Linked DNA regions of Homo sapiens: all the other regions are linked to region 2. Evidence: read pairs that join two places in POLR2A ChIA-PET (ENCODE). Cell type or tissue: GM12878. All regions are shown on one strand. Each heading gives the region's core, and the rest is flanking DNA. Links, peaks and the distances in the headings are about the cores only. Region 1 overlaps ANKDD1A (ankyrin repeat and death domain containing 1A). Region 2 overlaps SPG21 (SPG21 abhydrolase domain containing, maspardin). Region 3 has its middle 33 kb from the start of ANKDD1A.

Evidence for each region. Peaks named below come from ENCODE experiments on the same cell type or tissue, not always from the same donor. Only the 100,000 strongest peaks of a DNase experiment are listed, where the experiment ranks them.
Region 1: POLR2A ChIA-PET joins it to region 2 with 5 read pairs; 7 of 35 experiments call an interaction of 5 or more read pairs at or near these places.
Region 3: POLR2A ChIA-PET joins it to region 2 with 6 read pairs; 11 of 35 experiments call an interaction of 5 or more read pairs at or near these places.

Annotation. Positions count from the first base shown.
Region 1 is chr15:64,928,295-64,934,074 of GRCh38, forward strand. It overlaps ANKDD1A (ankyrin repeat and death domain containing 1A), which reads left to right. Exons shown (of 15, transcript NM_182703.6): 7 at 2,528-2,626; 8 at 3,193-3,291. Among named protein-coding and RNA genes, the nearest start is that of ANKDD1A, 19 kb to the left of the region's middle. RefSeq lists a silencer at 2,477-2,771 and enhancers at 2,520-2,619, 2,859-3,736. In GM12878, for the core only: no CTCF peak of the experiment used is centred there; DNase peaks (open chromatin) are centred at 2,127 and 2,837; H3K4me3 peaks cover 816 bases; H3K27ac peaks cover 1,576 bases.
Region 2 is chr15:64,983,495-64,985,994 of GRCh38, forward strand. SPG21 (SPG21 abhydrolase domain containing, maspardin) reads right to left here. Exons shown (of 9, transcript NM_016630.7): 2 at 13-99. The coding sequence starts at 75. Among named protein-coding and RNA genes, the nearest start is that of SPG21, 5.2 kb to the right of the region's middle. In GM12878, for the core only: no CTCF peak of the experiment used is centred there; no DNase peak of the experiment used is centred there; H3K4me3 peaks cover 927 bases; H3K27ac peaks cover 776 bases.
Region 3 is chr15:64,876,687-64,882,047 of GRCh38, forward strand. No RefSeq gene overlaps it. Among named protein-coding and RNA genes, the nearest start is that of ANKDD1A, 33 kb to the right of the region's middle. In GM12878, for the core only: no CTCF peak of the experiment used is centred there; no DNase peak of the experiment used is centred there.

The DNA.
Region 1 (5,780 bases), core at 1,278-3,777, 54 kb before region 2:
GTGCAAGGCACTGGGCCAGGAACTAGGCATGCAAAGAGCGGGGAGGGCAGTGCCTGCCAGGACTGGCAAACCCAAGAGGCAAAATGATCACACCTCAGGGCCCCAGGAGAGCATGAGCACCAAGAACAGTGAAAGATAAAATACAGCTTTGATGAACTTCTCCAGAATCTTGCAATCAGAAATTCTGCAAAGAAGCTTTTAAAATTGCATACCCCTGTTAAGTTTTGTGTTTTCACAATGGGAGTGTTTTCATTTTCAGTTTCATCTGGGAGTGGGGCACGGTAAGTTTTTCAATGCCTGATAAGGGGGATAGACCTCTTAGAGTCAATGACAACACAGGTCACTCCACGTGTACTCTAGAATGCTAGGGAGGCTTTGAGAGTCCAGAGAGAGCTATTAACTCCACTTGGAAGGGCAAAGTTGCTGTCAAGGCCTCACAGAAGTGGAGATGCTGGACATCCCCAAGGTGGAGGGGAGAGGGCCCCGGGCCCACGCCAAGGCTGCCTTCTGCCCAGCTGTCCTGCCTCTGAGCCCCCTGCCCTGCCCAGGAAAGTGCGAGCGCCTGTCAGGCATCCATGTGTGCCACTTGCAGCTTCAAATGGCAGGACATGGATATTTATAACCCAGAAGGAAGAAGAAAGCCCTGCCACGGTCTCTACACCCTGCTAACTGGGGGCATGTGTTGGCCCTTCATGGTTCACCTGCTTCCTGCGTGTCTCTGAACACAGAGATTTCACGCTGTGATTGCATTTCCCACCGCTTGTCCTGGCTCGCAGCAGCCAGCCTGCAGGCTATAGGCTGCAGAGAAGCTGGCAAGGAGAGAAAAACAAAGCTGTTGAGGGCTTTTTAAAATTATTTTAAAATTTTATTATTTTTAGCTGAATTCAATTTTTTTTTGAGACAAGATCTTACTCTGTTGCCCAGGCTGGAGTGTAGTGGCGTAATCACAGCTCATTGCAGCCTCAACTTCCCATGCTCAAGCAATCCTCCTGCCTCAGTCTTTCCAGTATCTGGAACTACAGGCACGCACCACCACATCTGGCTAATTTTTGTATCTTTTGTAGAGACGGAGTCTTACTATATTGCCCAGGCTGGAATTCCTGGGCTCAAGCTATCTGCCCACCTCAGCCTCCCAAAGTGCTGGGATTACAGGTGTGAGGTACCATGCCCAGCAGGGAGATCCCTTTAAAGGACAACCCCACGCAGGCTGACCTCAGCAGGGGCCACTTCTGATACAAAGTACGTTGCGCCCTCTGCCCTGCCCCATGCAGCTGCTTCTCTTGGCTATGTCACTGTCACCTTTAGACTTTCCAAGTGCAAAGCAACTACCAGTCCTCTGGCCCTCAAGTCCCAGGGACACATGTCAAGCTCTCCACATGATCACCTGAAGACCCTCCTACATTATTGACTCATTGAACAAATATCTACTGAGTGTTGGCCATGTACCCCCGGCCCTATTCTAGGCACTTAAGGAAACTTCAGAGAACAAAATAGATGCCCCTGTGGTGCTTATGTTCCAGCAAGAAGGGTCAGACACATGGAACCAACCCAAATGCCCATCAATGATAGACTGGATAAAGAAAATGTGGCACATACACACCATGGAATACTATGCAGCCATAAAAAGGAATGAGATCATGTCCTTTGCAGGGACATGGATGAAGCCAGGAACCATCATCCTCAGCAAACTAACACAGGAACAGAAAACCAAACACTGCATGGTCTCCCTCATAAGTGGGAGCTGAACAATGAGAACCACATGGACACAGGGAGGGGGACAACACACACCAGGGCCTGTTGAAGGGGGGCAAAGTTAGGGAGAGCATCAGGGCAAATAGCTAATGCATGCAGTGCTTAATACCTAGGTGACGGGTTGATGGGTGCAGCAAACCACCAATGCACACGTTTACCGATGTAACAAACCTGCACATTCTGCACACGTATCCCAGAACTTAAAGTAAAATTAAAAAAAAAAAAAAAGTCAGACAATAAATACTAAGCACTCAGCCAGTGACAGAGTGTGTTAGCAGGTGATCTGTGCAGTGGGGAAAGGAAAAGCAGGACCCAAAAATAGTCTCAGGAGGACAGAGGTGGGGGTTGTAGTTTCAGTGTGGCCCGGGCAGGCCATGCTACTCAATGAGAAACTAACGTCTCACACAAAGACTTGAGGGAGGCAGGTGACTGAGCCAAGCAGCTGCCTGGAACAGCCTGAGCGCAGGGGAGAGTTGCTGGGGCCTTGAGCCGTGAGAGGAGATGGATCTGGGGGACATGAGGAGGGACCGGCTTCAGATGGGCACGTGGAAAGTAGAATTGGATTTGTTTAATTTTTAAGCAATGTGCCTGCCTTGAAGTATAAGGAAAGAAAGACCAGGGCTTGGCCCTTGAATCTGCCCCTGGTTATAGTTTTTGGCCCAGTTGTCAGGAGCAGGGTGGCACTGACCCAGTGTGCATGGCTGCAGCTCATCACAGGTCTGTGATTCTGGGACTCTCTGGTCTGCTGGCCTCTCAGGAGCCCTTTTTCCTGCAGGAGGGGAACACTGCCCTTCATCTGGCTGCTGGTCGGGGCCATATGGCTGTGCTGCAGCGACTTGTGGACATCGGGCTGGACCTGGAGGAGCAGAATGCGGTGAGTCACCGCCTGGGGATGGCGAGATGCATGACCCTTGCTTGCTCTCTGCCTTCGAGGAACCCCCACCAGTCCATGGTGAAGTCTAAAGCCAGAAGGCTGAGGGCATGATCTCGAACTGAGAGCCCACCAGGGAAAGACAAGCAGCAGCACTGAACTCCAGGCTTAATGGTAGTACTTGGCATGATGCCTCACCCCAGAAGTGAGACAGAAAGTGTGTGTTCAAAGAAGGGAGACGTCACCGTGGACAGGATGGTGAGGGAGGGCTTGCTGGAGGAGAAGGAAATAGAGGGGAGGGGCTGAGACAGCCTGACCGGGGCAGAACATGAGCAGAGATGTGGAGCCAGGAGTGACTATGCCATGTGTGTGCTCCATAAAGTGAGGACTTCAGGGGTGGGGCTCATGGAATCACAAACAAGAAAGTTCATTGTTCCCAGGGGCAGGGCAGTGGAGAGCTCAAGGGGTCCTGGGGCCAAGGCACAAGGGGCATCCTCTCACCGTGGGATTGGGGGTCACTTGGGGGTGGGCCTCCCCACCATCCTCATTGCTCTTCTTGTGTGTTGCAGGAAGGTCTGACTGCCCTGCATTCGGCTGCTGGAGGATCCCACCCTGACTGTGTGCAGCTCCTCCTCAGGGCTGGGAGCACCGTGAATGCCCTCACCCAGGTAGCCAGGCCCTCCCAAGACTGCGGTCGGCTCTTGGCTGCTGAGCCATAGCCATGTCGGCAGTAACGGCCACAGGGATTCCTGAACCCTGAGTGAATAGAGGCTTCGAGGCAGCAGACAAGGTTCTGATCTTGGCTTCTCCACTGCTGAGCCCTGTGACCTGGAGCAAGTTACTTAACCTCTCTGAGCCTTGTTTCCCAACTATAAAGTGCAGTGACATTTACTTTTTTACATTGTTGTGAGGATTAAATACCTAACACAGTGCCCAGGACATAATAGGGCCCAACACCTCAATACCTGTTAGTGTTTTTTTGTTTTAATTTTTTTGAGATGGGTCTTACTCTGTCGCCCAGGCTGAAGTGCAATGGTGCGATCTTGGCTCACTGTAACCTCCGCCTCCTGGGTTCAAGCAGTTTTCCTGACTCAGCCTCCCAAGAGGCTGGGACTACAGGTGTGTGCCACTACCCCCGGCTCATTTTTGTATTTTTTGGGTAGAGACAGGGTTTCACCATGTTGGCCAGGCTGGTCTTGAACTCCTGACCTCAAGTGATCCACCTGCCTCAGCCTTCCAAAGTGTTGGGATTATAGGCGGGATAGCCATTGCACCTGGCCCTGTTAGTGTCTTCTATTTGTTGAGCTCTTGATCGTTCACAAAGCCCCTTCATAACTGTTACCCCAGAAAAATTCCACCCATTTTGCAGATGAGAAAACTGGAGCTTTGAGGGCACTTTCTCAGGGTCACAAGCTAGTACGAGGCAAAGCTGAGTCTCAAAAGCCTTTTCCCCTGACTCCAGAGCTCCCACCCACTGATGAAGCTTTTCCCCTGACAGAGCTGGGGCTTGAGGTGTGACCCTGGATGAACCTCTTCTCTCTCTCCCCGTTGTACTCATCAGTTCTGCCAGTAAAAATTCTCCTCTATGACCTGGAAAGCGGGGTTGTGGCCTTTCTTTAGGTAGTGAGTTGGTGTTTTGGGTTTGCTTTTTATTTTTGAATCAGTGACAAATAACCTTTCTGGCTGGTTGAATGGCTTCAGGTTCTGGAATTCTTGCTTTGTTCTAAATGTCAATAGTATAGCAAAAATATTAATAATAAATAATACAATATAAATAATAATAGCAAAAACACACAGGCAGTTCAAAAACAGAGAATTAAAATGTTATGCTAAAAAATATTTATTTCCCCACTGCTTAATTTGACTGGCTTTGAAAAGAAAAGTAGGCTGGGCAAGGTGGCTCATGCCTGTAACACAGCACTTTGGGAGGCCAAAGCTGGAATATTGCTTGAGCCCAGGAGTTTGAGGCTGCAGTGAGCTATGATTGCACCACTGTACTCCAGCCTGGGTGACAGATTGAGACCCTGTCTCAAGAAAAAAAAAAAAAGACTGGGAAGGTTGCACCCAGCTGGGTGGCCATTGGGTGGGGGGCTGGAGCTGCTCATCACGCCAGGCCTTTTGCTCCAACCTCAGCTTGTGGTTTCTGGCAGAGGCCACGTTCCATTTCAACACTCCCACCCCTCTCAGAATGTCATGCCACAGGGTCTCGGAGGAGGTGCCAAGCCCACGGTGACTGCATTTCCCACTGGGAGATGGACTGAGTCCCACACACCCCAGGTACTCGCTCAGCTGGGACTTTAGCAGGGTGGCTAGCTAGTCCTGGTTTGCCCCATACTGTCCTGATTTTAAAATGGAAAGTCCCACATCTCAAGAACTCCTCAATCCTGGGCAAACTGAGACAGTGGTGGGTCACCCTAGTGGGGCCTGCCTGGTGTGTGCCTTGTGCAAGGTGATCACTGGGCCAGGTTGGGCACTGACTGAAAGAGAGCCCTTTGAGGCCCACCAAGATCAAGCCTCCATTCTAGCCCAGCCAGGATCCTGTTTGGAGGCACCAAGACCAGCTTGTGCTGGGCAGTGCATGCTGGGTGGAGTTTGCTCTGTATTGGCAAATCTTATTTGTCTTCCTCTTTAAAAACCACCTCCTGGCCAGGTGCGGTGGCTCACGCCTGTAATCCCAGCACTTTGGGAGGCTGAGACGGGTGGATCACAAGATCAGGAGTTCAAGACCAGCCTGGCCAACATGGTGAAACCCCGTCTCTACTAAAAATACAAAAATTAGCTGGGCGTAGTGGCAGGCACCTGTAATCCCAGCTACTCGGGAGGCTGAGGCAGGAGAATTACTTCAACCTGGGAGGTGGAGGTTGCAGTGAGCCGAGATTGTGCCATGTACTCCAGCTTGGGTGACAGAGTGAGACTCTGTCTCGGGAAAAAAAAAAGTCTATCATCTGCATGTCTTTACCAGCCATAGAATTGGGCAGGCTTTGGTCTGAATTCTTGAGTTTGTGATAGGAGGTGAGGAAAAGACTGAGACCATAATGAGTTCCTTTTACTGGTCATGAGACCTGGGAAAGTCATTGATTTTTCCAGCCTCAGTTAAATGGGGATAATACTCCCAGGGGTGTTGTGACACTCAAATGGAAAAATGAATCTCGAAGAG
Region 2 (2,500 bases), core at 1-2,500:
AACCATACATACCTTTTTAAGGGGAACTGTACCTCTAAACCAGTTATAATCAGGAGAGACTTTAATCTCTCCCATGATTAGCTGAAATGGAGGTTAATCCTGAAATAAAAGCATGTGATATTTCACGTCAAGAATTCATGTTTACATCAGAACTAAATGTAGAGTCTCATCTAGCTATACCAACAATATTTTAAAGAAGAAAGCCAAGGAAACTGGCTATTTTGTCAGTATATAGTCCAACTACAGAAAACAATTTGGTGAAATACTACAATCACAGAATCAGAAGCACTCTTTTTTTTTTTTTTTTGAGACAGTCTCAGTCTTGTTGCCCAGGCTGGAGTGCAGTGGCGTGATCTCAGCTCACTGCATCCTCTACCTCCTGCAGTTCAAGTGATTCTCCTGCCTCAGCCTCCCGAGTATCTGGGATTACAGGTGCCCGCCACCACGCCCAACTAATTTTTGTATTTTTAGTAGGGATGGGGGTTCACCATGTTGGCCAGGCTGGTCTCGAACTCCTGACCTCAGGTGATCCACCCACCTCAGCCTCCTAAAGTGTTGGGATTACAGGCGTGAGCCACCATGCCCGGCCACCAGAAGAGCTCTTACAGAAATTATTCCAACACCCTTAGTTCTTCCAGAAAAGGAATCTGGTCTAGAAAATTTAAATGACTTACCCAAGATCACATGGCAATGCTAGGACCAGATGTGAGACAGCCTTTTCTGACACCATACTTCCTGTCTTAGTTCTCAACTGCAGTACCATCAGTTATCTTTTGACATTACCTTAAGAATCCCTTTAATAAAGATGCTCCTGTCTGATTATAGGGATAGTCCACGCTAGAGAAAGGAGTTGATGTTTTTTTACTTTTTTAATTTTTGAGACAGTCTTGCTCTGTTGTCCAGGCTGCAGTTCAATGGCACAATCACAGCTCACCACAGCCTTAACCTCTGAGGCTCAAGTGATTATCCCAACCTCAGCCTCCTAAGTAGCTGAGACAATGGGCACACACCACCACGTCAGGTGAATTTTTTGGTTTTGTAGAGATGGGGGCCTCCCTGTGTTGCCTGCACTGGTCTCGAATTCCTAGGCTCAAGCAATCCTCCCATCTTGCCTCCCAAAGTGCTGGGATTACGGGTATGAGCTACCACACCCAGCCTAGAGAAAGAAGTTTAAGTTAAGCCTGCTTCCTGATAAATTCGCAATACACCATAAATCTAACTGTAATAGCACATAACCAGAAATTCACATGTAGTTCCCTTTTTTTTTTTTTTTGAGACAGAGTCTCACTCTGTCACCCAGGCTGGAGTGCAGTGGCGTGATCTCAGCTCACTGCAACCTCCACCCTCCAAGTTCAAGCGATTCTCCTGCCTCAGCCTCCTGAGTAGCTGGGATTACAGGCACCTGCCACTGCGCCCGGCTAATTTTTTGTATTTTTAGTAGAGACGGGGTTTCACCATCTTGGCCAGGCTGGCCTTGAGCTCCTGACCTCATGATCCACCCGCCTCAGCCTCCCAAAGTGCTGGGATTACAGGCATGAGCCACCGTGCCCCGCCTACATGTAGTTCTTAATACAAAATACAGGCAAATTTGCCACTCATATGGACGTGATTAAAAGTTACACAATGTCCTCAGAAAGATCTATAATGTAAACTTGAAGGCACTATAACTAACAACAAAATGAAACATTTGCCCTTAGGAAAAAATGTGTAGTCTTTTGTTGTGAGCTTAGTGACTTCTGGTTTTCATAGCTCTGTGATCTTAGATAAGTCTTGATCCTTTTGGAGTTTGTTTCCTCATCTATGACTGTGTTACCACTGTGTCCCCAAAGCTTAGATCAGTGCTTGGCACACAGCAGGCATTATCTGTTGATTGAACGAATAACTACATTCTAAGGAGAATGAAGGGGGCCATCCTTCTAACCCTGGCATCTGTGAGCTTTGGCCTAGCTGAACATCCTCAACTAAAAGGCTGCCCCTCTTTGCTCAGGCATCTGTGCTATGTCATAACAGGAAACTGAAATTATAGTTCCCTGTTGCAGATTCTTATTGCCAAGTGAGGAAATTCCACCAGGAAGGATTCAAATATTTGCTTTGTACCACTTCCTCTACCTCAAGAGCAAGCCTTGATCCTAGCACGGCTAACACGAGGTGAGATTCGTGAGACCTAACTCCCGGGCTGACTCTGAACTGTCGTTTTAGAGGGAGTTCTCTGGACTGGCAAGGAACAGGGGATTCTAAACTCAATGGAACTCTTCCTTGGTGGCCCTCGAGATCTGCTCCCTCAGGAACACAGAGCCCTCAGTAGACTCAACTGTGACCTTGGAGACGTACTAAGCTGAACCCCGAGGAGACAGCAGATGTAGACATTCTAACACTAAACTTGATTTACAACCTTGACATTGTGATAATGGTCTCTCTTCTCAAAGCTAAGATGGTAATTTTAGAGAAGTGTGTTAAAATCATAAGTTGCTTTAAAGTACCAAGAAAATCATCAGCCAGT
Region 3 (5,361 bases), core at 2,862-5,361, 100 kb before region 2:
AGAAACCCTGACCTAGGTGGACAACGTATAGTCTCTTTGCCACAACCAGGACGGGGTGTAGAGTGAGTGGACTAGTCACCGTAGATGTGCAAAGACACCTGTCCCTGGCAGACCATAATGTCAGGAGAGTTCAGCAGCAGCCCAGACCTAGGCTCTGGGGTTTTATCAGATTTGTCCCAGCTTAGTGGGGCTCTTGTCCTCAAAGAGGCTTTGTTTTGTTTGTGTCTTTTTGTTTTATTCATTTCTGTTTTAAAAACTATTTTTATTTTTTGTAGGAATAGGGTCTCACTATTTTGCTCAGGCTGGGCCCTTGTTTTATTCATTTCTTGATGTTGAATTCTGAAGCAGAGACCCAGGTTGGAGCCTCAAGGAAGAGGCTTAAGATAGAGGCGGGCTGAGCTCCGTGGCTCATGCCTGTAATCCCAGCACTTCAGGAGGCCGAGGCAGGAGGAGCACCTGAGGCCAGGAGTTTGAGACCAGCCTGGGCAATGTAGCAAGACCCTGTCACTACAAAATATTACAAAATAATTAGCCAGGTGCAGTGGCATGCACCTGTAGTTCTAGCTTCTCAGGACACTGAAGTGAGAGGATCCCTTGAGCCCATAAGTCCCAGGTTACAGTGGGCTATGATCATGCCAACGCATTCCAGCCTGGGCAACAAAGCGAGACTCTGTCTCAAAACAAACAAACATATATATATGCATTTCTTTGCCCACTAGCCACACCCCTGAGCTGCAGGTAGGGGAAAGAGTCCAATAGTCTTGGTAGCCAGGGCCAAGTTCTGATTCAGTCCCTCAGAGTGTGACCCAATCAGGACTTCTCCTCAGCCTCCTGGCCACAAGCCGGGGCTGGGTGGCCAAGGTGAGGCCCTTGTGGCCTTGAATCCGCAGAGATGCCAAGGCAGCCTTGCCAGCTTTGCCCAAATTGCTGGGCTGGCCTTTCTGTGCTTCCTCCCTCCCAACCAGCCTTCCAGCCTAGTCAGCTTTTCTGGGCCCCTCCCACCTCCATTTCCTTCCAGCCTGTGGCCTTGGGTCTGAAGGGAAGCAGCCCTGCCCCAGCTGTGGCCAGCGCCAGGCCATGCTGAGGCTGAGGCCTGTGGGTCCCCAGAGTGCCCAGGGTGTGGTGTGGGTGAGAGTGTGCTGGTCAGTGGGATGAGGAGAGTGCAAACAGCTCTGTCTCTGGGGAAGGCCAGGGGAGAAGAATAGATCCCAAGTCATTCTGAACATTTGGGGTGCCTGCTATGGGTGAGCAAAAGTCTCCTCAGACTAAACAGCCCTCTTCTTTTCTCTGTGAAAAGGTTCCCCTTGAGAGGAATTTGTCTCAAAATCACCCCTCAGGCTTGGGCCAAGGTCAGTCTCTACAGTGGATCTGGGAGGCAGGGTTCCATGAACTCAGGAAGTATCTTCCAATTTGTTTCTGGAGGGCCAGAGGGACCCCGGAGTTTTTCAGCATTTTGAAATATACAAGATATTCAACAAGACTAGGTGGCAGATGGGACCAGATATGTGGCACAGACCTTTCAGCTCTGTGAGCTTTGACAAGTCGCCTAACTTCTGCTCTTCAGTTACCTCATCAGTTAAACGAGGAGAATTGTGCCCACCTGAGAGCTTGGAGATTAAATAGGATCACGCATGCGTGGCACCTGGACGATGCCCACCCAGTACCCACGGGAGGCCCTCAGGAAGCAGTGGCTGTTACTATCATTGTATCATCACTCTGTCTCTCAGAAGAGCCTTTTCCTTTCTTTCTTTCTTTCTTTTTTTTTTTTTTGAGATGGAGTTTTGCTCTTGTTGCCCAGGCTGGAGCACAACGTTGCGATCTTGGCTCACTGCAACCTCGGCCTCCCAGGTTCAAGCGATTCTCCTACCTCAGCCTCCTGAGCAAGGAGAGCCTTTTTACTCTTTTTCAGAAAGTCCTCCCTACAGCCACCTCTTTCTGTAGCTCTGACCAAAGAAAGTCTAAGGTGAAGGGACCCCAGTAACCTACACTTTACAGGTGGAGAGGCAAGAGAAGGGACTTGCCCAAGGCCACCTGGGGTGCCTGTGGCAGGGCATCAACAAGCTCGGGTCACTGCAGCATTCTTCTCCCCACCCTCTTCCCATTCAGGAAAGAAGGCCAGTCCTGTCATTTGTGCTGTTGTCTCAGACACCAAAAGGCTGTTTTCCTTCTGTCCAGCTCAGCATCGATGCCTGGAATCAGGAAGCAGGGTGATGGAAAGTGTCCTGTCTGACGTCTTCCTGCGGAGGGGGGACGGCATCCTCACAGGCTGGGCTTCCTGAAATACAGCTGTGGCAGCAGCTTCAGGATTTGGCAGAACATTTAACATTATTATTATCATTATTTTTGAGACAGAGTCTCACTCTGTTGCCCAGGCTGGAGTGCAGTGGCGCAGTCTCGGCTCACTGCAACCTCCGCCTCCCGGGTTCAAGCGAGTCTCCTGCCTCAGGCTCCCAAGTAGCTGGGATTACAGGTGCGTGTCACCACGCCCGGCTAATTTTTGTGTTTTTAGTAGAGACTGGGTTTCGCCATGTTGACCAGGCTGGTCTTGAACCAGCGATCTACACACCTTGGCCTCCCAAAGTGCAGAGATTACAGGTGTGAGTAACTTCGCCCAACCAACAATTGGATACTTTTCAGTACTATTTGAATTATTATTATTTGCCATACACATAAGTTAAATCTATTAATAAAATAGTCAGGCCAGGCGCGGTGGCTCACGTCTGTAATCCACCTGACCTCAGGTGATCCACCCACCCTCGGCCTCCCAAAGTGCTGGGATTATAGGCGTGAGCCACTGTGCCTGGCCTAACATTATTTTTTAAAAGACCGAGTATTGGGAATAAGGTGAGGAGGGAGGAGAGATGGGGTAGATGAAAGGAAACAAACTTTTCCAGCAGAGAATAACTAGAGTTACTCTAGAAATGCTAAATAAAAAAATAGAGCATGAGTGTGTTATTTACAGTCAGGGAGAGGATTCACAGCAGTGAAAAATTATTCACTTTTTTTTTTTTTTTTTTTTTTTTTTTAGTTTCCTACACTACATGGATATAAAAATCATTCACTATTAACATAGTTACTTCTGGGTAGTGGTTCTGGAGGTAGGATAATTTAATTTTTAATTGGATACTTTTCTTTCTTCTTTTCTTTTTTCTTTGAGAAAAGGTATCTGTTGCCCAGGCTGGAGTGCAGTGCACCATCACTGCTCACTGCAGCCTCCACTTCCCAGGCTCAATCGATCCTCCCACCTTAGCCTCCTGAGTAGCTGGGACAATAGGCAAATGCCACCACATTCATCTAATTTATTGTATTTTTTGTAGAGATGGAGTCTCTATAAAAGTTGCCCAGGCTGGTCTTAAACTCTTGAGCTCAAGCGATCTACCCACCTTGGCCTCCCAAAGTGCAGAGATTACAGGTGTGAGTGACTTCGCCCAACCAACAATTGGATACTTTTCAGTACTATCTGAATTATTATTATTTGCCATACACATAAGTTACATCTATTAATAAAATAGTCAGGCCAGGCGCGGTGGCTCATGCCTGTAATCCAGCTACTTGGGAGGCTGAGGCAGGAGAATCACTTGAACCCGGGAGGCAGAGGTTATAGTGAGCCAAGATCGCGCCATTGCACTCCAGCCTAGGCAACAAGAGCGAAACTCCGTCTCAAATAAACAAATAAATAGGCCGGGCGCGGTGGCTCACGCCTGTAATCCCAGCACTTTGGGAGGCCGAGGCAGGCAGATCATGAGGTCAGAAGATCAAGACCATCCTGGCTAACATGGTGAAACCCCATCTCTACTAAAAATACAAAAAATTAGCCGGGCGTGGTGATGGGTACCTGTAGTCCCAGCTACTTGGGAGGCTGAGGCAGGAGAATGGCGTGAACCTGGGAGGCGGAGCTTGCAGTGAGCCGAGATCGTGCCACTGCACTCCAGCCTGGGCAACAGAGCGAGACTCCGTCTCAAAAAATAAATAAATAAACAAATAAATAAATAAAAATAGTGCTGAGCTCGGAGGCAGGTGGGAACTACTTTTGTCTCTAGACTCATTGAATGTGACCCAGGTAGTCCTTGGTCAGTCTAATAGGGAATTCTGTGTCAGTCAAATTTCAGCTAGACCCTCCTCCTGTCCCCTCAAGACCCAGTTAAGATTGGCTCCAGAAAATTTTTAAAAAGTGGCCCTAGACTATTCAATAAATAGAGTTAGAAATTTGGTTACCCGTTCGAAAAAGAAAAAAGAAATCTTTACCTCACACTATCCACAAAAAATCAACTCTAGATGGATCAATAACTCAAAAAGTTAAAGTTAAAACCTTTAGGCCAGGCACAGTGGCCTATACCTGTAATCCCAGAACTTTGGGAGGCCAAAGTGGGAGGATCATTTGAAGCCAGGAATTCAAGACCAGCCTGGGTAACACAGCAAAACGTCATCTCTACAAGAAATACAAAAATTAGCTGGGCGTGATGGCACGTGCTTGTGGTTCCAGCTACTCGGGAGGCTGAGGGAGGATCACTTGAGCCCGGAAAGTCGAGGCTGCACTCAGCCATGATTGTGCCATCGTACTCCAGCCTGGGTGACAGAGCGAGTCCCTGTGTCAAAAAAAAAAAAAAAAGCCCCCAAACCCAGGCATGGTGGTTTGAGCCTGCAGTCCTAGCTACTCGAAAAGGTAAGGCAGGAGGATCACTTGAGTCTGAGAGTTCGAGGCTACAGTGAGCTATGATCTCACCACTGTACTCCTGCCTACGTGACAGAGCAAACTCTTTACAAATCAATTAACAAAAAGCTAAAAATTATAATAGGAAAATTAACAAAAGATATGAATAGGCATTTCACTGAAGAGAAAACATGTCTGGCTAATAAACATGAAGACATGTTTAACTTCCTTAACATTCAGAGAAATGCAGATAAGCCCCATAGTGAATATCATTTTACATCCATTGGTTGGCAAAAGTTAAACACTTTGGGATGGGTGCAGTGGCTCACGCCTGTAATCCCAGCACTTTGGGAGGCCGAGGCAGGTGGGTCACCTGAGGTCAGGAGTTTGAGACCAGCCTGGCCAACATGGTGAAACCCTGTCTTTACTAAAAATACAAAAATTAGCCGGGCATGGTGGTGTGCACCTGTAATCCCAGCTACTCAGGAGGCTGAGGCAGGAGAATAGCTTGAACCCGGGAGGGAGAGGTTGCAGTAGGCTGAGATCGTGCCATTGCACTCCAGCCTGGGTGAGAAGAGCAAAAATCTGTCTCAAAAAAAAAAAAGTTAAACACTTTGACAGTACAAAGGGGACAAAGGATATGGACCATGAGCTCTCTTTTGCTCAGTTTTTGGGAGTAAAAATTGGCACAACTACTTTAGAAAACAATT